Linked DNA regions of Homo sapiens: all the other regions are linked to region 3. The links are chromatin loops, found by intact Hi-C in ENCODE. Cell type or tissue: PC-9. All regions are shown on one strand.

Region 1 (8,000 bases), 130 kb before region 3:
AAGCACTGGTTAGAGATGACCCAGAAATCCAAAGATGGAAAGAACTTTACTGAGGTAAAGTTTATTTATGTTCATCATTTGGATGATATTAACCCTCTTTTTCAATCGGAAGCAAAGGATTTTTAGATGGGTTAATTCAGTCTCTCTGAGGAGCTGATACAGTTTGCTGTAAATGTGTTTTGCTTCACAGACAATAGTGCTGTGATGGAATGGTTGGTCCATGAGTCTGTGAATAAATGAATAAATCACACACCTGTTAAATTGTGTGCTGCACATAATCAAGGGGTTGTGATGTTGTTTTTTTTTAAAGCAAAAATGTTGCTTCTCTCCATTTGCTGCTCCTAAACAATTTCTAAATGTAGTGTCTTGTATTTTCCCCATTTAGTGAAGTTCAAAGTACTTCATGGTGCTCACACATGTGAATTCTAAATCTATGTATTGTCCCCATCAATTCTCAGAGTTGCAAATATAAGCACTGTGATTTGGCATAGGAGCAAATTAAAATATACCAACATTCTAATCCTTCCCCAGGTCATATTGTAAGTCAGGGTTGGAGAAGTAGGAGTGATAGAGTCTGAAAGGATACCATGAAGCATGCCACTCACCTGGGCAGGCACCCCGTGGGAGTGTATAAGGATGTAGGATTCTGGAGGAACCCACAAAAGTCCTGGAGCCTTAGGCTCCAATTCAAGAACACCTACCATGAATGACATCTCCATGCCAGGAACGTGACCACTGTGTCCACTGGCCAGGCCAACAGAAGGAGGAAACCATGAAGCTGCTGGGTTTTAAAACTTATGCATGGATAGCTTCCAAGCTCTCAGTTGTATCATGTAGTTTTAAAAAAAATGTCCTCTTCCTGAGTGGGGAACTGCAATCCATTATGAATGAAGACACTGCATTGTTATCTAAGTAGACAATAATGACAATATTGATTTTTATTTACTTTGTACCAATTATCTCCCAAAATATTCAGAGAAAAGGGTACAGACTCTGATGCTTCAAATTCATGCTCCATATTCTAGTTGTTTGTCATTGGTCAAATGACTGAGCCTACCTGAATTTGTTTACTAAACCAAAAAAAGGGGAGGCATAAAATTTTTATAGAGTAGAGGTGTTGAGGGAATTAAATGAGTGTGGTGTGTGTGTGTGTATGTGTAAAACGTGTAGAAGTTATAGGCTTTTACTGGGTTTGGCCACTTTGTGTACTACTTAGTTTCTTGGTCTACCTGGTTCATATATATTTGTCTATGGCAGCATATAAAGACATTCTTTAACTTGATGTATGATAGAAAGAGAGAAAATGAGAAGGAAAAAAGGAAAACGAAAGGAAAGCAGAACTGAAAATGACTGAGTGTGGTATCACTAAGAACTACATCCAGTTGGTTATATAGCTGTCTTAGCCACAGTGCATTGCTAAACTCTGTTATATTACAATGCAGGTCTAATATAAATCTACAATTCCCCCTCACTAACAACTGAAGAAGACTCTCATGAGAAAGGTTAAACGAGTGATCTATAGTCTGGGGTAAAATTTCCTTTCCTTGTATTAATTCAGCTGAGCCTTCACTGCATGCTCTGAGAGGGTGCATTTTTCTCAGCCCACCCGTTTTCAGTGTTTCCTCATTCACTTGCTCCAAGTTCACTTTACTTTGAGAAGAGCCCTTATCACTGTGTTGCTAGTACATTGAGCCAAAACTCTAGCCACTATTTACTTGGAATGCCATTGAAATACTTTCTTATTTTTGTTTTCCCAAAGCCTTCTTTCTCTTTCTTATCTGAACTTTCTATGTCATCACTGTGGAGCTGAGGAGATTTTGTTTTTGTTTTTGTTTTTGTTTTCGTCCTCTGCTCCTTTTGATGGAAGGAGTAATTTCCATATTGGTTTCGATTTGAACAGTGGATTTTCTCACTGGGTAAAACAAGAATGCCATGACACTTTCTGTGTAATTTCTGTATATTAAAGGTATCTATGGCAGTAGCAGACCGAGGCTACCCTCCTTAACCATTTACATCCAATGCTGAGTGTGATTCTAAAGCACTTAAAGTGATACTGAAAACTATTACTTTTAAGTGGCATTTTCAGAGGTTTGTCAGTTATAAAATAACCAAGTAGGAAGCATCAGTGAAAGCCATCTGGCCTTCAAATACTGCTTGTCTCTCCCTCACTCTATTATCTTTCTAGAGTCCCTGAAACCCTTAGCTTTGTTCATTCTTCAACAGACAGTATTTATTAATGTCCTTCAAGTGTTCCATCAGGGAGCCGGGTGGTGGGAATTAATACAACAGTATATGTGTATGAATATACATGGGGCTGTACCCACAGAGCTTATTAAACAAGTGTTGTCAATGACGGGTGCCAAATACCATGACAGGAGAAGCATGCTTTACATAGGAGCCTTCCTGGGAACTTCTAATCCATGAGGGTAGAGGGAGGCAGAAGCTTCCTGGAGGAAGTAATATTTTTAACAACCCTACCCTGTCATTCTTTTGAACCAAGGCATTTATTTATCCTTGTTGAAATGCAAACTACTTACCACTTACCCAGGAGAATAACACTTTTAGATCATAAGAACTCTGGGTATGTTGGCATACATTAGCTTGTCCACAAGCTAAGGCCCTGAGGAAATGAATATTAGAATTATTAAATTTTAGATGGCAGCAAAAGGAAGATTAAGCCCATGGCTCTGTTTAAAGATCAGGAGGCCACTTCTATGGGGAACTTTTTGTCTGCAGAACTTTGGGGTTCTGGGGATTAAGATAGGGCTTAGGCTCAAGACACTAAAATAGGATTCAGGTTACATGGATGATTTCCCCTACATTATAGTTTTGCCTAAGCCTATTCTACTCTTGAGCTAGTCCTTACAACTCCCACTCATCAGGGAAAATGCCTCCACTTGGCTTCTGGATAGTGAAAGTGAAGTGTGAAATGTAAGAGGAAAAGTATCTTTATAAAATCTGATATGCCCAAGATAGTTCTGCACCAAGACAAGTTTAGCTGGAAAAAATTCATCTTTCTGTTTTTCTACAGGTTATCTCTATGATCTCTCCTTGTATGTAAATTATTTATAAGAGTGTGATTCTAAAACTCAAGGTAAAAATTCGTCACTCACTTTTTGTTTACATGAATACGTGCCAGAACCTACACTTCCCCATTCTTATAGCATTACAAAAATGCCGATACATGAGTCTCCTGTTTATTAACTGGAAAAGCTTTCAACTGAAAATCCCCACTGTGTAATTTATACAGGCACTTTGAGATGTAATAAAAATCCCTAACCCTAATCTCAACCTCTGTCCTTTTAAAATCCAATTCAGAACACTTGTCAAGTGATTGACTAGAAAGGTGCCTTCCATTAAGCAAATGCCAGGAGGTGTTTTCTTCTGAAAATGAAGAGAGTTAGCAAGTGATCAGCAACTAGGAATTTTGTCTCTATCCTTCCTGTTGTGAGAGCTCTAACTCTGAGCCAGGATCCCTGCCTCCAGCTCTTAGGAGTTTGAGTGCATGTGTGTGTGTGCGCGCACGTGTGTGTGTGTGTGTGTGTGTGTGTGTGTGTGTGTGTGCATGCATAGTCATGCTTTGGAGTGAAGAGGAAATTCAACTCTGAGTTTCCACTTTTCCTGTGGACAAAGATCTGTTCCTTGTGTCCCCACATGGCATGGTGGAAATGGGGCATGCGTCACAGAAAGGATAACATTTTATAGGCTACAGTGCACTAGAGCACGTTAACTTTTATCCCAACAACAAACCTGCAGAAAAAGAGTAGGTTAGTTACAGATGTTCTTTTGCTTACCAACTTTCAACCTATGGATATTCACAGATAAAATCCCAAGCTCTCCTGTGAGAACATACTACATGGTAACAGCAGATGATATGGAATGTACACTGCTGCCTTTTGAACTCAAAAACTGTGCTGTTCACCATCAATGCATTTGCTGTGTTTGTGAGAGTTTTTTTTGAGAAGTTTTCCCAAGCATTATTAACCACATCAGATTCAATAAATCCAAGAAAATGGAGAGTGTTCAAAGTCCTTGTTGATATATACAATTACCATGGAAACAGAAGAGATTTTTAAAAACTGGAAGTGATGAGAAAAAGAGGAACTCTTCACACGAATATAGGATGAATTATTCAATAGTAGAAATGATTATAAAGGGCAAAGAGCAAATCGTGCAACGTACAAAAGTGCTGTGCCTGTGTCCGTGGACAATATCAGCAAGAGAATGGAAGAGGAAGACAAAGGATGACTTCTTGAGTCGGCACCTTGACACTAGATGGGCAGAGGAGCCTCCTGTTCATTCCGGGGAGGGCTAACTTGGGAGAAGTTTAAGAGCTGGCCAAAGAGACTCTGCTCTTGAAACTGTTGCCTCAAGGCAAAGGGATGCCTCTTCCAGTCTGGTTCACATCCACATGAGGGGCGAGGCGACGAGAATGCAGGCTGTGGCTCCTAAGGACCTCCTCAGGACACTTGGGAGATCCCCAAGAACAGTTATCTGCCCCCACAGACTTCCAGCAGAGACAAATGACAAATGACAATAATTTTGGGGAAAATGTCCTTCACTCATTCAAAAGCTATATTTTTAGTGCCTTCTATGCACCAAACATTATTTTATCACCTAGGCAGACATGGCATTGAACATGCATAAACAAGAACACCAGCTTTTATTAAAAGCTTTGAGAAACTGATTCATGCTCCTATTCCTGGAAGTGCATTTGTGACAGCAAGCTTAGTCACTTTGGAATTTCCAACAAACAGATTCAATTACAACCATATTGTAAGTAGAATAGTTTCTGTGTTAGTAGTTGCCAGTCTAATAATGAGGAAACTGGGCTATGCAGGGCTTAAGACACTTGTCCTAAGTTGTCAGAGGTGGAATGGAGTCAAATCCAGCTGTTGATTTCAAACTAGTGCTCTCATCTATGCATCTCAATTCTTTACAATATGATCCAACATACTGTCCTATAGATGAACCAAAAACTGACTCTAAAATTTCCTTTCTCCAATTCTTGGAAGCCAATGACATGCAATGTCTTCAGTTTTATTTTTTGCATATGATGAAGAGCTACTTTCTAGTAACTTACTAAGTATTTACTAAGGATTACTACATTATGGCATAATGATCTAAAATTAGCACATTATTACAGTTTACCAATGACTTAATTCTGTGCTATACTAAGAAGATTGCATAGCACCAAAGAACTGTTAATTCTGGCATGTGACTCACTTAGAGACAAGGAGATAGTTTGGAACTTCTGTAATTTTTAGTAAATAGGCTATACATTTTGAGTGTTGTTATCATGAGTGGGCTGGAGATTTCCATTTCTGCCATTCTTACCTTTCATTATAACTCACTGTTAATTTGATTTTTAAATTCTCATTTAAATTGTGGTGGATTGTTGGGTTAATCCTACAATGAATAGTAATGTATCAACAGCATTTCACCTTAAATCTATCCAATGACTGGATTTTAAGACATAAGTCTATTAAAATTCAAAGTAGTAATTTATTTTGCTAAAGCACAAACGTGTAGAATCCACACTCACCTGGCAAATATACTGAGATGCTCATTATATTTATCAAATTCTTTTTATTAGAAAGCGGAAGTGAGTAGTAAAGGAGTGAACGCAGGATATTTCTGCTCATGCTTGAGAACATCGAGTATTATTTTAACCTCTAGAAAACTAGTACTGCTATCTTTTAGGTCTAAGTACCATTCCCTATTGGCAAGCTACCTAAAAGCTATGTCTAACCCCTTCTCCCTTGCTGCCTCCCAGCACAGAGGCTGGAAAATAAAATATGTGGTTTGCCCATCTTTCTTGAAGCTAGGGACAGTCATGTCATCCTGTCTGGCCCATGAAATGTACATGGAATTCTTCTGGGGGAGACTACTTAGAGAGTTTTATATTTCCTGATGAATTACCTCCAAATAATATTGAAGACAATGCCTGGAACAACAGCCATTCTGTAACTACAAGGAAAGTAGCAAGAGAATCACAAAGATCTGTTGCTAAAACCCTGAACCTATGCTGATAGTTGCCTACCTACAGATTTCTTTTTATGGGAGAAAGAATAAAACCCTATTTGTTAAGGTCAATGAGCACTGAGTTTATTGTTAGGATCCAAAAGCAAATGCAGTAATACTTATATATAGATAGGTAAGGATTTAGATGCTGACTTTTGTATATAATCCTTATTTGTAATATTGCCTCTGGGAAAAAGGTATTCTGGGTTTAAACAGATTTATTAATTAAAAAATTAAAACATAACCTTCTAATTGATAAATAATTTCAAGTGTGTATTTTCATCACCTCTCCCTCAATCTCACACTCTCATTAGCACCCTCACAAGCATTTGAGCACACACACCTGCTCCAAGACCTGTGTTTTTCCCCTATTACCTAGTGATGGGATGATAAATTGGTTTCATCTTAGGCGCCAATGGTGATAGATTGGGAATGGCTGTCTGGATCACAATGTTGAAAATAATTTTGAGGCAGACAACACAACTCATAAGGAAGAGTGCTGTGATCAATCGGCCAGGTCTGCCAGGGATATGAAAAATGGACTGGCAGCACCTGTGTTTTTGTAACAGTTGACCTGATCCAGTGTATCAAATTTTAATTGCTCAATCTAGCATAATCCCTTCTCTTCTCTCAACCCTGTAGGTAGGAATTTAGGATTTTCAAACTGGGACATTTGGTCTCTATGTTGGCTATAGTTCACTAACTAGAAAGTCAGGGTATAGTAAAGAAAACAATAGCCAGCTAAAGTATTTAAGTGGGAATTATATTAAAATGTCATGTCTTTAAAAATGTAAACATATATAGTCATGAGGTGCACCACTTGCTTTTCCCTTCAAGGAATAACTTGCTGTCGGGTTGCAAGATGTGCAGTTAGCCAACAGCATCCAGCTACACCGTCTGTAGAATCCACCTTAACTTTCAAGCCAAGGCCATGCACATCCTAGGCAGACCCAGACATTGCCTGAGCATGGAGGTTCATGGCCAGGCCAGGCCATTTCTATCCAGTGTGGGACTCTCTTGCAGGCAGTCTTTGCTATGGGACTTCCATTATATTGGCTAAGACTTCGTCAGATCTACATCATGGACTGAGACACTCCCAGCTCCATCCTGCTTCCTTCTGCCTCTCCTTTCATAAGTGGCACATCAGCACCCCTGTCTGATATGGTTGAGCTTTGTGCCCCTACTCAAATCTCATCTTGAGTTGTAATCCCCAGGTGTTAAGGTAGGAACCTAGTGGGAAGTGATTGGATAATGGGGAAGGTTTCCCTCAAGCTGTTCTCATGGTAGTAAGGAAGTTCTCATGAGATCTGATAATTTTAAAAGAGTGGCACTTCCTCACTCACTGGCTCTTCTCTCTCCTGCCACTATGTGAAGAAGGTCCTTGGTTTCTCTTTGTCTGCCGCCATGATTCTAAGTATGAGGCTCCCCCAGCAATGTGGAAATGTGAATCAGTTAAACCTCTTTCCTTTATAAATTGCCCAGGCTCAGGTATTTTTTTACAGCAGTGTGAAAATGGACTAATACATTGCCCCACCTTGATCAGTCTCCCTTTATCTTTCCCAGGTGTGACCCCCTCCTCCTCATACACTCGTAATTCTGCTTCCTGGAGAATCCAAACTGATACCTATACCTACTATGGATATGACTACTTAAATATACCAAGCACTTATCATGAGTGGGCACATACAACATGACCAAAGAGGCAAAGTGCTAGGTTGGCTTTTGCATCAGAGAATATTGATTAAAATCCCAGGCACAAATCATAGAGTGGCTTCGAACTAGTGTCTTATTCTTAAGGTGAGGATGATCATGGTGATACCTGATGGGACTGTGTGAGGATTAAATGAGATAATCATGAAGTTGATTTCTAAACTATTATGCACTGTATTACTTTTAGTTGTCACTATTATTTTATAATTTCAAGCAATTTTACATATCAATTACCAGCTGATTAATTAACATTCCTTTATAAATAT
Region 2 (8,000 bases), 68 kb after region 3:
ATCACATGGGATTCGAAATCAGACAGCTGGGTGTGAATCCCAGCTTCACTCATTGTCAGCTTTACAACCTGGGGCAAGTTCCCTAACCTCTCTGCGTGTACTTCAGTTTCCTTATTTATAAAATGGGTTGAAAACTCGTGCCCATACCACATGATACTAAATAACCCACAGTATTACTGGGAGAATGAAATAAGTAAATAAGGGCATGCATGGCAGTTGGAATAGTTCCTGGCACAGAGTGAGAGCTGAATAAATCTTAGCTGTTATTATGACCTCGTAGAGTTGCTTAGAGGAAAAGATGAGATAGAATTCTTGCCTGGCATGTGGTAAGTACTTGAAAAATGTTTGCCATTGTTTTATACTTGATGTATTTATCATATACAGGTTTAATGGACATTTATTGTTAAATTCATCAAGTCCTAGGTTAACGAATCCAGATATAATTGTAGATAGATATCGGACTTGGCTAAACCCTACCTGACCTTTGCCGCTAAGATTCTAGTACACAGAATGGGCAAATGGGAAGTGCCAGCCCCCTACCCCCACCTCCACCATGACAAAGGCTGTTCTAGAAAAAGATTTCTTTCCAGTGCCTGCAATGTAATCCATCAGTATGAGATTGTGGTACACTTTCTTTTCCTGATAACTTTGGTAATTAAAGGACACCAAACACCCATCATGATTCAGCATTCTCTCCCAAAAAATCATATGGATTAAAGGCATCACAGTATCTATATGGCATCTGATCCTTTCCCATGAACCTCTTCCAAAATTCTCCTGCAGGAAGCAAGCCCTAACCTGCAGTGTCTTGGAGTGGGAAGCTCTAATACTGTCAACAAAAGATACTTTATTTAAAAAAAAACCATAACTGATCCTAATACGCAAAAGCTGAGAAAGATGAAAGTAGTGAAAAAGTAGCAGGAAAATATACGGACTGTCTTTGCACGAGTCAATTGAGATTCAGAATGAGGTTCACACAAAGGCCACCCTCCAACTGAGATTTACATGGTCTAAGTAATAAAGCAGCCACGGGGGAAAAACTCACTAACAAAAATGTTGCTTCCTCTGCTGCCTGACTGCAGTTGGAGAATGCAAGAAGCCGTGTGATCCCCAGAGAAAGTAAGAGAATGTGCGGTGCATAAGGAAGGGGTTAGGGAGGAGAGCCAGATCCAAAGGCTCCACTTTAACCTGAGAAGTACTGAAATTATCAAGAAGCAAAGAAAGCCTTGGCACCCTGTGGTCCATGATAAATAAAGCAACATGAACCATGTGACAAATCAGATGCCAGCAAAAAGTATGCTGTCTCTGGCCATCTTTTCAAACCTACTAAATCAACATCCCAAAGGCAAAGCGTCCATGATACTAAATAACCCAGTCTTAAAATGTCCAGTGTGAAGTTTGTTTGCTTTTTTGTTTTAAAGAAGCAGCTTTGTATTCTCAGGCTGTGTCTATATGCAATTGCTTTGATCATTTTCAGTGACACGGGCAGTCGATGCAATTGAACCAAATCAAATAAGAAGTGTCCTTGGTCAAACAGCTTGTTGGATCTGAGTGGCGCACTTCTCTCAGAACCTTCACACAGGTGAAGATTGCAGTATGGCTGGCCAGCCAGTCAGGCAGTCCATCATTCAGTCAGGATATCTACATCTCCTATGGAAGAGTCCTCAGGGTACAGTGTGGCTCCAGTGGAAACCCAATTTAAAGTGGTTACCAGATGACCAGCCTGGGGCCTCTCTGTCCAAAATACAGAGAACCTTGGGGCTGCGTCTTTAGTTTAACATGACTATCAGCCACTTTGATTTCTCCTGGCAGGAAAAGTAAAAATGAAAATTGCGCATATCCTGCTTTTGACGTAATGAAACATTTCATAAACTGAAAATCTTGGGATCCAATTATAAAGGCCAAATTGCTATTTTACTCACTAAGATAAATAGCTATGGTCTCCTTGATCTTGTCCTTTCTAATTTACCTTATCTCATGGATTCCTCACAATAACTCCATGGAAAGTATTTGTTCTAGTCAGGGATCTGTTGGTTGTGGTAACAGAAGCTCAATTCAGCTCAAGAAAACAGAAGAATAGGGGTTGGGGAGATGACTGTACAGTTATAGCGTAGTCTCACAGAATCTAGGAAAAGCTGACTGAACCATCAGGCTTCAGGACAGACAAAGTTGCCATGGTTCTCTCCTTCCACCACACCTCCCTTGAGTCAAGTGCCTACCTTGGTCTCAGCAGCCTCCATTTGGAGGCAGGATCACATGGTTAAAGCAAGAGGTGTCCAATTATCAGGGCCAAAGTGAAGGTCATATTGCTGAAGAAGAGGGCAGAAGCAAAGGATTACCCCCAAACAATTCAAATACAGCAATATGATATCCATTTGTCCCATTAAAAAAACAGGCACAGAAGAGTCAGGAGGGTTTAGTTATATGGCTAGCAAATGGCTCAGGCCTTTCAAGACCATAGGTGTTGAATTCAGACAGGTTTAACTTTTAATCCTACAGCTCGCTTGCTGTTGGCTCCTGGGCAGGTTATTTAATCTTTTTGCTTCCATTTCCTTGCCATTAAAATGGGCTCATGTCAAAGGTTTGTTTTTAGGATTAATTAAATGAGATAATTTATGTAACCCATCAAATTTAGTGCCTGGAACGTAGTAGCGCGCGCACACACACACACACACACACACACACACACACACAAAATAGCTTTTCTCTCACCTCTGAAACCATGTCCTAAGCTGCATGACCGTTTTACCATTGAATTACACATGGTCTCCTGATGTTCTTCTTCCATGCCTATGTGCTGCCACTCCCAAAGACTGCCAGCTTCCTGGGGACCATGTCTCATTTTTCTTGCATCAGACACTGGGGCTGGCTGAGCACATTGGCAGTCTCTTCAAATTCTTGTGGAATTAAACTGGCTGAATCAGTTTGCATGTCACTTCTTTTCCTAGAAAATCCCCTGAGGACCATGTACCATCTTGGTTTTATTGAGTCTTTCTCAGGCTATCTACTTCTCTGGAACACCAACCTATTTTTCCCTCTTTTCACTTCTCTCTTTCTTTCATGCAGCTCCACCTGGAGGCCAGTGGCTTCAGTTTGTCACAAAGACAAATTTATTACAGCAAAAAAGTGCCCCCTACTCAAGAGCTGTTCAACTCCAGAAGACTCCAAATGAAGAGAAGGGATCCTGAATTCTGCTTCTTGGGTATGTTATCATGGGATTTATTTGTTGTGGTGTGGAGTAGAGGGCGGGCAATCTTTATGCCAATAGATAATTGAGTAGTGTTTAAAGTGGAGAAGTACTTTTATTTTTTTAATTTTATGTATTGATTTTATTTATTTTATTATACTTTAAGTTCTAGGGTACATGTGCACAACGTGCAGGTTTGTTACATATGTATACATGTGCCATGTTGGTGTGCTGCACCCATTAACTTTTACATTAGGTATATCTCCTAATGCTATCCCTCCCCCCTCCCCCCACCCCACGACAGGCCCTGGTGTGTGATGTTCCCCTTCCTGTGTCCATGTGTTCTCATTGTTCAATTCCCACCTATGAGTGAGAACATGTGGTGTTTGGTTTTTTGTCCTTGCGATAGTTTGCTGAGAATGATGGTTTCCAGCTTCATCCATGTCCCTATCAAGGACATGAACTCATCCTTTTTTATGGCTGCATAGTATTCCATGACATATATTTATTGCAGCACTATTCACAATAGCAAAGACTTGGAACCAACCCAAATGTCCATCAATGATAGACTGGATTAAGAAAATGTGACACATACACACCTTGGAGAAGTACTTTTAAAGCAAGTATTCACATTATGAGAATATATCAGGTAGGAAGTTGATAATTGCTTGTCCAAAGATGTCTTCACATTAGTCATCTCACAATCTTCTGTGAGTTATATGCAAAGTCTAGATAACAACACAGTGCTTAAAAATCTCCTAGACAAGGTTCTGACTTTGAAGAAAGATATAGCATAAGGATGCATTAAAGATAGAATTAGGAAGGGGAAGAAAACTCATATATGACAAACATTATCATGTGTCTGCATTGAATTAGGCACTTTTCATGCAGTATTTCATTTTCCTATAGCAATTTTGCAAGATTGGTAATATAATCCTAATTTCAGAGGTGAGAATTATAAAGTTTATTGCCATAGGCTATACAATTAGTAAGGTGATATGCTGGGACCCAGCAAGAGGGTAGCAATAAGAAGATACCAAGTCAATCTTGCTTTCTCATACTGTTCATTTCCCTTTTTCATGCTTTAGGCAACACAACTTGACCACTGTGGACTGAGAGAGAAGAGTGGTCATCAAGGTGATTGGCTGAGTAGAACAGAAAGGAGGAATGGAGTTGTTTAGAAACCAAGCCACTGGATTGGCCATCATTCCAATGGAAAGTTTTGCACCACAGGTTTGCAGCTATTGAAAGACCATTCTGATTATTGCAAAATGATTAGCACATAGGCTTTTGAATCAAATTGAACTGGGCTCTGCCCTTTATTATATGTCCTTGGGCAAGTTACTTAACCTTGCTAAGTCTCCATTTTCTTACGTGTTAAAAAGGAGGATAATATTAGTAATTACCTCATAAAACAATTGTGAAGATTAAATGCAATAGCTTGTATGAAGTGATCCTTGTTTAGCATCCTGGTTCATAATAAGTACTCCAGAAATGTTAGCTGCCATCAATAGCGCATAATTTTAAAGAAATGGGCATTTTTTTATTACTGGAATTGCTGCAAAGATGACAAATAGACATCCTTCCTTAATAAAGGGATGTGATTCGTTTACAAATAGCAGCACACATTTGCATGTAGACAATAGTGTGATAATATTCTTAAATACAGTTTGTTCAGTTTGTTCTTCTAAGAAAATAAAAACACACTGCTTCCCGTTGATCCTGAACATTTCTCCCCCTCTTACTTGTTTACATTGTTAAATTGCTTAGCAACCTCTTTTTTAGGCTTGACTAGAGACATACAATTTCAATCAAGAGCAGGACAAAATACCACAAAACTTAAATAAATATACTACTGCCACATTAAAGATAAAACATAAAAATCACATTTATTTTTAATCACATTTCTTTTATCTTCTCATGACTTTGACTTTCTGCAAATTCAAATGTTTTTCCTTCCCCATATAAGAGGTGAAGTTTGGCTTCAGTAGCTCAGCGTGTGAGTGGAAGGGTGAGGAGCATCTCGGGAAGGGATGGGTCTCTCTGCTCTCAGTTCCAGAATCCCATCTCGTCATTAATCTTGTACTTTTTCTTCCCTTACTTTGGCACTCTGGACTAGCTCAACAATCATAGAGGGGGGAAAAGTGACAGTGATCAACTTTCCCTGTAGAAAAGGATCGAAACATTTCCTTTTTATGTTTTCAAAGGACAGGAACCCAGTCTTGTCTCATTTGCTCTGTTGAGTGGAGTAATTCATGAGCCCACATCACCTAGTCCTGAAATTCCTTCAACTACCAATGTACCCCTGCCAAAAGTAATATTCTCAGCTTTCTAATAACAGCCTTTCTTACCCTCTATATTATCATCCTATTTGCCTCATCTGTAACCTTCCCCAGAGGAGCTCTCATCATTGGCAAATTATTTTAAATCCTGTTTTCAAACCAGGTAGAACAACAACAACAATAATAATAGGCAAATGTTAGATGTAATAATTGGCTCAAAAGACCTAAGTGTGTTTTCCAGTGTTTCTGAGGGTAGGTCACTTCTGAATTCCAGAATTGGAGCAAAAACTTCAGAATTGCTCTCTGTTTCAGGTAGAGCCTTCCACAATATCTTCTCTCTTCCTCTCTTTCTCTGCTCCCTGTCCTCTTGAATAATAGATGGGATCAGAAGACCTCCCTCAAGTTTACCTCAGGTCCAATTTCTAGCTTTATCGTTTTTTTGGATTTGTTTGTTTGTTTTTTGTCTTGAATACATCACTTTACAATTCTGAGCACATGCCAAAGTCCGTTCAAGCTCCAAAATTTCTGCCCCCTTATACATCTGAGAGGGACTTTCATTTCTAGATAAGAAGTAGATGGGCTGGGCCCGGTGGCTGAAGCCTATAATCCCAGCACTTTGGGAGGCTGAGGCGGGCAGATCACGAGGTCAGGAGATGGAGACCATCCTGGCTAACATGGTGAAACCCCATCTCTACTAAAAATACAAAAAAAAATTTTTTTAATTTAAAAAAAAAGAAGTAGATGGTCACAGCAGGCTAACACACACACTGTTGCAATAAGAAAAAAAAAACAGGTAAACTGAAAGCGTCATTAAAGACACTATCTTGTTGGAAGCAACAGGAACTAGATAAACTCAAGTTCCTACATGAGCTTATAATCACCAGCTGTTTGCTTCCCAAGGAGCATTTGTTCATTGCAGGTAAAGGCTGAAGATGAGATTTCGGCCAAAGAGAAGGACTTTACTGGGTAAAAGAAAAATCAGCAGAAGTTTTGGTGAATGAATGGGATTGGCATAATAGATGGGAAAATAGAAGAGTGCAAAATGCAAGGCTCATTTCCATATGTTTTGGAATGGTGGGGAAGTCTTAAAGGGGCAGAACCAGAAAGAGAAAATAAAATCTGCTGTAGTCTGCAGTGCTTGAGAAACAACATCTTGTTAGAAATACGGGTTTACAATAAATGTCCAACAATTTTTCCTCATAAACCATTTGCCAGATTTGAACCTTTGTGGCATGGATATCTAAGATACAGCCTCTAAACCTCTGAAGAGCAAACTATTTAGAACTGTGGAGACAGGTAGCTGCTAGGCTTCTCATCAAAAGCCCAAAATTGACCTCTGCAAAAATCAGGGACAAATAAAAGGTGAGCTGGGATTTGCTAAAAATTGCAACTCAACCTCCTATCCAGCACAATCTCTGCCTGTCTGCCCATCAGAGGATAGGAGGAACCCTTGCTGGTAGACATTTCATCTGAACATTTTGTTTTGTTGTTGTCATTATTTTGTTTTGTTTGGGGTTATTTTTAATACCCAATATCTGTAAGATAACTAAAAATTACTAACATGAAAAGAAAATTGAAGGTATGATTTATAATCAAGAGAAAAAAATCAAACAATAGAAGCAGACTCACAAATATAAAAATTAGCAGAAAATGACTTTAAAATAATAAAGATTATTATGTTAATGGATACAAAGGAACTAGGTATGTATTAAAGGTTAAGAGTTTCAAAGAGAATAAAAATGGCTAAGAAAGCCATATGGTTATTATGGAATTTGGAAAATATAATATCTAAACTTAGGAACTTATTGCATGAATTTAATAGCATGTGGGACATAGCATATTTAACTCAAAGACAAGATCAGTTTTTAAAAATGACCAAACTGAAATACAAATGTGAGAACTAAGATAGAATAGAAAGAATGGAAAAAAACATTACAGACATTGACTACACAGTCAGAAGATCTAATACATGCATAACCGAAGTCCCAGAACGAGAGAAAAGAGGGACTATAGAAGAAATTGTTGCAGAGAAAACAACAGAATTTTCCAAAACAAATCGAGGATATCAACCCACAGATCCAAGAACAGGGAATATCAATAAGAATAAAAACAATGAAAACCCTATTTAGGCACATAATATTCAAAGTGCTAAAAATTAAAGACAAAGAAAAAATATGAGACAAATCAAAGCAGAGGTGGAGGAAGGGGGACACATTACTTTCAAAGTAACAACAAAATTGATGGATGATTTTTCAGTAGAAACTATGGAAGCCAGAAGACAATGTCTTAACATCTTTAAAGAGATAAAAGAAAAATATTGCCAACTTAGAATTTTATACCAAGTAAAAATATACTCAAAAGTTAAGTCAAAATAAATATATTTTCAGACAAATAAACCTTGAGCAAGTTTAAACTTTTTTCCACTTTTGTGTTTCAGTTCAGGCATTTTTAAAAAATGATCTCGTCTTTGAGTTAATAAGTTGTGTCCCACATGCTCTTAAACTCATCCAATGAGCTCCCAAGTTTAGAGT
Region 3 (8,000 bases):
CTCTCTCCCTGGGGACATTCAGAGCTGCTGAAGCCAGCTGGTGATGGGGCCTGAATTTGAATACTGCAAAGCTAGGAGTATGAGCCATAGCTTCTTAATTCCTGGCTTAAAATAGCCTGCAAGGTCTGGGGCCTTGCCCATCACCATTGTTTCCAGGGATTTGGGCCCCTGTCCTGAAGATTCTCTCCCTGTCTGAAATGGTGCCACAATGGTCCTGGGTGCTTCTGTGTCTACTGGGGATTGGACTTCACTGGCACTTAGAGCTGTTGAGCTATGAAAGGCTCAGACTTCTGGAATCTCCTCTTTGACCACAAAATGCTTCTTTCAACACAGACCCTGGGAATCCCCTCTTTAACTACAATCTCTCCTGGCCTGGTTCCCTGGCTCTGACAAGCCCACTGCTTCCTTACTTATAGAGGAAGAGAGTCATAGAGTCCTAGTGGTGGACGGACCATTTGAGAGCATCCTGCTCAGGGTATTTAGCCTAGGAATGCTTTCCGCAAATGAATCATACATGGAAGTCCCATAAGAAAGAACGGAGCTGCTCTGACTGAAGCATATATGTAGACTTCAAACCACTGATTTCAGCCTATGTTCTGGTTTTATACATCACCTGGGATTTTGAATACATTGGCTTAATAGCCCTAGGCTTTAATTCCTAATAGCGAATAGGGGGGTCTCTGTCCCTGCGAAATCCCCCTTCACTGCCACCTCTTCCCGAATCTTCCTGGAAGGCTCCAGAGAATTTCTCACCTATGATCATGAATGAAATTGGCCAGCTCCCCACACAGCACCATCTCCCGGCCTTTGTCACCCTCTCGACTCCATGCAGGGTGGAGTCTATGCTCCTAAATCCAACAGGCATTGCTACTGCTTTTGCTGGGCACGTCTGCTGCCACCCTCTGCAGTGAGTATCCCTGCTACGGCCGTGGAGATGGGGAGGCTCTGTCTAAGGTTGACCTCCTTCTTTTATGCATTACATCCTGTTAAAAGGGCACTAAAGCCAGAATCATCATGAAAATAAACTTTTTGTATTGGCTCACAGGCTTTTCTCTCCCTGTGACAGCATAATTGAGTCAGTCCGGCTGGGATGAGGACCAATCTGTGTCACTGAGGACTGTGGCTTTGGTCCTAGATCAGGTTTGTGGGCTGGATTCTTTCTGCTTTCCAAAATGAGTTCCATCTGAAGGCTCTTCAGTGTCTCAGGCAAATTATTTCTTCTGGCAGTTCACTAGATGCATTGAATGGCAGCGGTCCATAAGCTCAGTCATCAACTGGGCCATCTCCTTTCATCCTTAGCCAGGGACCCCTCTCTACTCACCTCTGCCCCCAAACACAGAGTAGGAAAACAAGGTTTGTAAGAAACTTTTAAAGTCTGAGATCTCTTGATTTGTCTCTCTTCAAGGGAAAACACATTTCTAAAAAGTGATCATTTGTATTTATCACAGCAATGAGAACTGAAACCTAAGCAATTAATTTAAAATTTTGATCAAGCAAACCAATTATACCGTGTGATCTAGAGACAGAACAAGGATATAACTAGTCACTAGGATAAAAAGTCACACCACACACACACACACACACACACACACACACATTTCCCTAAACCACAGAGGGACCTTTCCTCATTCCCATTTTTTCCCCTTAGGATTGGTTTAAAGCTTTGCTACTCAAAGTGTTGTCCACAAACCAGCAACATCAGCATCACTTGGGAGCTGGTTAGAAAGGCAGACCTTCAGTCAGACCCCACTCCAGAACCCCTGGATCTGAACTTGCATTTTAAAAATGTAGGGGCTAGACACAGTGACTCATGCCTGTAATCCCAGCATGTTGGGAGGCCGAGGCGGGTTGATCACTTGAGGTCACCAGTTCAAGACCAACCTGACCAACATGGTGAAACCCCGTCTCTATGAAAAATGCAAAACAAAACAAAAAAACATTAGCTGGGCATGGTGGCATGCGCCTGTAGTCCCAGCTACTTGGGAGGCTGAGGCTGGAGAATAGCTTGAACCTGAGAGGCAGAGCTTGCAGTGAGCCAAGATCATGCCACTGCACTCCAGCCTGGGTGACAGAGCAAGACTCCATCTCAAAAAAACAAATAACAAAAACAAACAAAAAAAAGTAGGAGGTTCATACCTACATTCCAGTTGTGAAGCACTGCTCTAGATTTTATCAACCACTTACAGATAGAGACAATATGTTTCTGAGCCTTTGCTGTTCACATGTGGATGAGGTAAAGGAAGAAACAAGTCTTGGGGAAGTTGGAGGAGGATCAAGATAAAAAGTGCTAAAGAAGGATGCTGGGAATGTTCGAAGGAAAAAACCTTCATACTTCTCAGTTTTGCCAAAAATTGGCTCTGGGCACCAGCTTTTATAGTTGAAGCCAAGAGAAACATCATCCAACTGTATAATTTCAAATAGGAACTGTGGTGTTTTCTCCAATTCCACTGCTAGGCTCAGATCAGGGCCAGCGGCCCAGCAGACCAGGACCTCAATTTCCCCTTTCCTGACAGATGACAGTCCCAGAAGCTCTGTTTAAGAATTTAGGAACTGGCTTGAGAAAGAAGATATAGTCACCATTGCTTTTTCCCTTGACTGCAATCAGTAAATGCTCTGACAATGTTGAAGACATGTTGCTGGGGGAAGAAAATCCTAACATTAGTAAGTCACAATGATATATCCGGAGATTTTTTTCTGTTTAATCCTTCTTATGCTAGGGCATTTAGATATCTGCGGAACAGAAGTAGGAAAGTACCTGGCTTTGCAAAGTAATGCTGTTTTATTTGCAGAAGACGGTGAAGCTTAGCAACTACAGTGTCTAAAAACAGACACCACTTCCCTGGACTCAGATCTCACATTCCTGGGCATCCTGTCCTACTGATGAATTTCTCACTGGGAGAGCACCAGATAATGGCATTGCAGGAACAGGGGTGAAACCTGCACCAACACGCCTTTCCTGTGCCTTCTCCAGCTTACACTTTGTCCAGTGATGAAATCAGTCAGGGATGGAAGTGCAGCTGCACATGCACCCTGTGCTCACACCCTGCTCTGGGTAAATACCACTGCCCCAGATCATTTTCTTTTCCACTGAAAGAATCTTATCTTGGTGACCCAGGAAATCCAGGGCTTGCAGCCAGATACGGTGCTGTGGGTGTGGTGCCTCCGCTTGGCCAAACAGCCGCATATAACAACACAGAATTAGAAGTGGAGTCAGGGCAATGCGTCTCACTCGCCACTCTTTTATCTCTGGAGACAGGTTGCTATTAATCACTCCGACCACATCTATCAGGCTTCTCTGATTTGGCCACGGCTCATAGTCACAGAGGCACAACCAGGGTCTCCTGATAAATCAAATCCAACAGTTCTATGATAAGGACGACACAGGTGAATGAAGGGCAAAAGCATAGTCGTAGCCACGAGTCCATGCTATTAAAAAACTGGAGGAAGAAAATTTCTGCGCACTGTTAACCAAGTGCCAGAGACTATTAATTATTCTGTCTCTTTCTCTCTCTCATTTCTATCTTATTCTTTTTATCTCTCTATATACGTAAAAAATATATATATATATATTTTTTTGAGCCAAGGTCTGGCTCTATTGTCCAGGCTGGAGTGCAGTGGCACAATCTCGGTTCACTGCAACCTCTACCTCCTGGACTCAAGCCATCCTCCCGTCTCAGCCTTTTGAATAGCTGGGACTGCAGGTGTGCATCACCATACCTCACCTATTTTTGTATTTTTTGTAGAAACGGGGCTTTGCCATGTTGCTGAGGCTGGTCTCAAACTGCTGAGCTCAAGCGATCTGCTCCCCTCAGCCTCCCAAAGTGCTGAGATTAGAGACAGGAGCCACTGCACCAGGCCTTCTGTATATAATCTTATTAAACCTCCACCACAACCCTATGAAGAAGCCAGCATTATTCCTGTTTTAAGATGAGGAGACTGAAGCTCAGTGAAGTTAAGAAATGTGCCCAAGATCCTGGGCGCGGTGGCTCACGTCTGTAATCCCAGCACTTTGGGAGGCCGAGAAGGGTGGATCATGAGGTCAGGAGATCGAGACCATCCTGTCTAACACGGTGAAACCCCGTCTCTACTAAAAATACAAAAAATTAGCCTGGCGTGGTATTGGGCGCCTGCAGTCCCAGCTACTCGGGAGGCTGAGGCAGGAGAATGGCGTGAACCCGGGAGGCAGAGCTTGCAGTGAGCCGAGATCGCGCCACTGCACTCCAGCCTGGGCAACAGAGCGAGATTCCGTCACAAAAAAAAAAAAAAAAAAAAAAAAAAAAAAAAAAAAGAAAGAAAGAAAAAAAGAAATGTGCCCAAGGTCACACAGTTAGTAAGTAATGAAGCCAGTATAGGATGATAGCAGAAAGAATTAGAATAGAGAGGAAGATTGCATGGTAGGAAACTGAGTCTGGGGGGCAAAGAGAAAATGAAAAGAGAAAGAAAAAAAGGGAACAAGAAGACAAGTCCAGGAGCAGAAAGCAAGCTGCCTGTGTAACCGGAATTCCTGCACTGGGGCCTCAGCTCTGCCACACACAGGCTGGTGACTTGTGATTTGTGGTACAAATCATATAACCACAGTTTCTTAATCTGTAAAATGAGGTTAGTAATGAAATGGGAAGAGTTCCCTTATCCCCCTCGCAGGGCATGTGATGGGGGTGCGGTTGCTTCTTTGGTGCCCCGCTGCTCAAAACCCCTAGGGGAAGAAGACAGTCGGGCAAGTTGTGGGGCTCCGATCCCACGGCAGGGTCTGGGGCTCAATGCTCACAGCTCCTGAGGCCCCAGTGGGCATGTGTTACAGGGTGCTCTTTTAGCATAGCCGTCCGTAGGCCGCTTATGTTTATCAACTCAATTAGACCCCCTGCCTTATCACAAGGACAGAAGGCTTTCTGTATCCCAGGCTTTCTTGCCCTGGTGTATGGGAAGAATCGGCTCACACGTGGGCTTGGAGAATGACTGCAAGGTTTTACTGAGTGGAAGTAGCTCTCAGCAGATGCGGGAGCCAGAAAGGAGATGGAGTAAAAAGGTGGTTTTTCCCCTGGAGTCACGCTGCTCAGCGGCCTGGGGTCTTCTCTGACCGCACCGTCCAAATTCTGGCTCATTCTGCCGGTGGATGGCCTGCCGGCCTGCCTGCATCTGTGTGTGTCTGTCTGTGTGCTCTTACGCAGCCGCGCCCCTCTTGACGTCCAGCCACTTGTGCCTTCTTCTGCCGCTGCGTTTGTTTCTCTCCACATCCAGCTGCTTGTGTGTCTGCCCGCTGGGGTCTCAGGGTTTTTATAGGCACGTGATGGGGATGTAGCGGGCCAGGGTGGTCTTGGAAAATGCAACATTTGGGCACGAAAGCAGGAGTACCTGTCTTCACCTAGGTCCACGGGCACAGGCCCAAGGGTGGAGCCCTAGCCAGGGACCCGCCTTTCTCTTCCCTGACCGCCCCGCTCTTGTATCAGTGAGATCCAGCCAACTGCTTCACTGGTTTGTTTCCAGGATCAAATAAAAATATATGTGAAAATGCCTGCAAATGGAAGCTATTATTCAACGGTGTTTTAAAAAAATAATTTAATTAATTAATTAATTTATTTATTTTTGAGACAGGCTCTTGCTCTGTTACTTAGGCTGACGTGCAGTGGCATGATTACAGCTCTTTGGGCCTCAACCTCTCTGGGCTCAAGTGAGTCTCTCACCTCAGCTTCCCAAGTAGCTGGGACTACAGGTGTGCACCAGCACGCCTGGCTAATTTTTGTATTTTCAGTAGGGATGAGGTTTCACCATGTTGCCCAGGCTGGTCTTGAACTCCTGAGCTCAAATGATCTGCCTGCCTCAGCCTCCCAGAGTGCTGGGATTACAGGTGTGAGCCACCACACTCAGCCTTCAGTGGTGTTTACAGGAGCTGTGTCTATATAAGTCATGTGGATAGATTGAGAATCAAAAGGCCTGGCCTCCAGGTCACAGCCAATGGGAACATCTACCAAGTGGTAAAGGGAGCCCAGAGGAACCCTGCCTCAGATTAGGAGCCACATTGTGTGAGGGCCTGCAAATCTCATTTCTTATAGAATTGACCCCATATAGGGAGAGGTGACCCTCGTGGTTCTGGCTACTTTTTCTGGGCAGAGACAGCAGAGAGATGAACCTGCCGGTCATTTTGCCACTGAGGTTTCAGAGTGGAAACCCCTTCTCTCAAATCCTGCATGAGAAACCGAAGTAATCACCCTGTTCTTCCTGGGCCAAGAAAATATCACTGAGTAGCCCAAAGCTTGTGTTTCACACTTTTATTAATGACAGCCTAGGAAAAGAACAAGAAGTGAAAATGTGGTGAATGCTTCCTGCTACTGGGAGCTGGGGATGGAGACGCAGGAGGGAGGAAACAGGAAGCTGGAATATGAGGGTCCATGCAGGATGACGGTCACACAGTTCAGAAACTGACGAGAAAACACTGAAACACTTTTCAGTGAAATAGAGTCTAGAATGAAGAAGCCAGAGGGAAATAAGTTAGTTGGAGATGCTTCTCTCGTATTTTTGTCCAGAGCAGAGTGCCAGAAAGAAGAAAGATTAATTTGGGTAGTTTCTCCGAGATGAGGACCATGTAGGAATTTCTGACACAAGATCAGGGAGCTTCTGGAAGTGTTGTCTGGCCTGAATTGGAAACAATGCAGTACTGAGTTCATTAACTTTGCCCAACTAAAGAGGACAACACACCTGCGTTGGTAAATAACCACCTTTTTAGTGTGTGCCTCAGTTTCTAATATTTGCAGGGGCACTGCCCGGAAGATACTGAAGGAAAGAAGCTACAGAATGAAGGGGAAAGACCCAGATCTAAAGAGGTGCTCCTGGAGGAGGAGAAAACACAAAACTTTTCTTTTCTTCCAGGTCCCAAGAAGGTGGCGTGGGCTGAATGGGATCCACACAGACACGACCACCTCTTAATCCCTGAAAGCTGTGAATGGTATCTTATTTGGGGAAAGGGTCTAAAAGCCATCACTGGTAGCCTTTGAAGAGTAAGGCGGGGGGAGATTAGACAGACGCAAAGAAGGAGCCAGCGATGTGAAGATGGAGGCAAAACCTCCAAGGAATGCTGGAGTCACCAGAAGCTGGAAGAGACAAGGCAGGATTCTCCCCGAGAGCCTCTGGAGGGAATGTGGCCGTGCTCACACCTGGATTCTGGACTTCTGGCCTCCAGAACTGGGAGAAAATCACACTGATTTTGTTTAAAGCCACTAAGTTTATGGTAATTTATTACAGAAGCCACTGGAAACTAATACAGGTGGTCATGCGAAGAAGTTGCCCAGTGGCAGAAGCAACTCTGAATCTTACGACTTTTCTTAAGTCCAGGACTGGGTCCATTTATCAGACCAGGAAGGTGATGGTATTGTCTGGTGCTTGATCTGTGCAGAGGACAGTGCCGAGTCACAGAGGAGAAGGAGACCACACAGTGCATGCTCTGGATGGAGGTGCTTGCTGAAATCAGAAGCCAGTGGAAAGAGTTAAGTGCAACACTCCTAGGGATGAGGAAGCAGTAAAACTGTAGATGGATATCCAGGATCTCATCACACCCCTTGTGAGTTGGAAATTGAAGATCAGAGAGTTAAATGGCAGAGGAGTTGATGAGACCCTGGTTCAAACCCTAGTTCCACCACTTAGTTGCTATGTGACCTCTTCTCTCTGATTCCAGTTCCCTTGTCTGTAAAATGGAAATTGTAAAACCTATGTCACAAGCTTGTTGGCGTAAAGTTCACAGCACTTCACAGAGCACTTGGCTCCCTGGCAGGGCTTGAGAAGTGGCTATTGCTGTTATTGCCCAAGATTATAGGGCTGGTAAGACAAGCCTGTCTGCCTTGGGAACTGTGATCCTTCTAGATCCTGAGGCTGACTCATCATGCAGGGCTCAGACTATCTCTGAGAAGGTGCTCATTTCCACTGCCACACAACACTGGTTTGTACAGGAAATTACCTGCCATGTATAAACCCCTATTTTTCTGCATTCTCCTCCAGTCACAAGGGCTAGAAAC

What was found. A loop is a pair of places that touch in the nucleus more often than their neighbours do. Peaks named below come from ENCODE experiments on the same cell type or tissue, not always from the same donor. Only the 100,000 strongest peaks of a DNase experiment are listed, where the experiment ranks them.
Region 1: it touches region 3 in a loop (9-fold over the local background); 3 of 110 quality-filtered maps call a loop at or near these places.
Region 2: a loop joins it to region 3, with 4 times the contacts of the local background. A loop is called at or near these places in 3 of 110 quality-filtered maps.

The regions. Positions count from the first base shown.
Region 1 is chr3:108,128,052-108,136,051 of GRCh38, reverse strand. The region is part of intron 1 of LINC01215 (long intergenic non-protein coding RNA 1215); the gene reads right to left. Among named protein-coding and RNA genes, the nearest start is that of LINC01215, 7.0 kb to the right of the region's middle. RefSeq lists a silencer at 1,970-2,129 and an enhancer at 3,798-4,997. In PC-9, no CTCF peak of the experiment used is centred here; DNase peaks (open chromatin) are centred at 3,131, 4,741 and 5,131; H3K4me3 peaks cover 1,370 bases; H3K27ac peaks cover 3,531 bases.
Region 2 is chr3:107,933,305-107,941,304 of GRCh38, reverse strand. No RefSeq gene overlaps it. Among named protein-coding and RNA genes, the nearest start is that of LINC00636, 54 kb to the right of the region's middle. In PC-9, a CTCF peak has its summit at 3,087 (motif pointing left); a DNase peak (open chromatin) is centred at 3,004.
Region 3 is chr3:108,001,470-108,009,469 of GRCh38, reverse strand. No RefSeq gene overlaps it. Among named protein-coding and RNA genes, the nearest start is that of CD47, 86 kb to the left of the region's middle. RefSeq lists a silencer at 5,233-5,394. In PC-9, no CTCF peak of the experiment used is centred here; DNase peaks (open chromatin) are centred at 3,069 and 7,799; H3K4me3 peaks cover 375 bases; H3K27ac peaks cover 1,604 bases.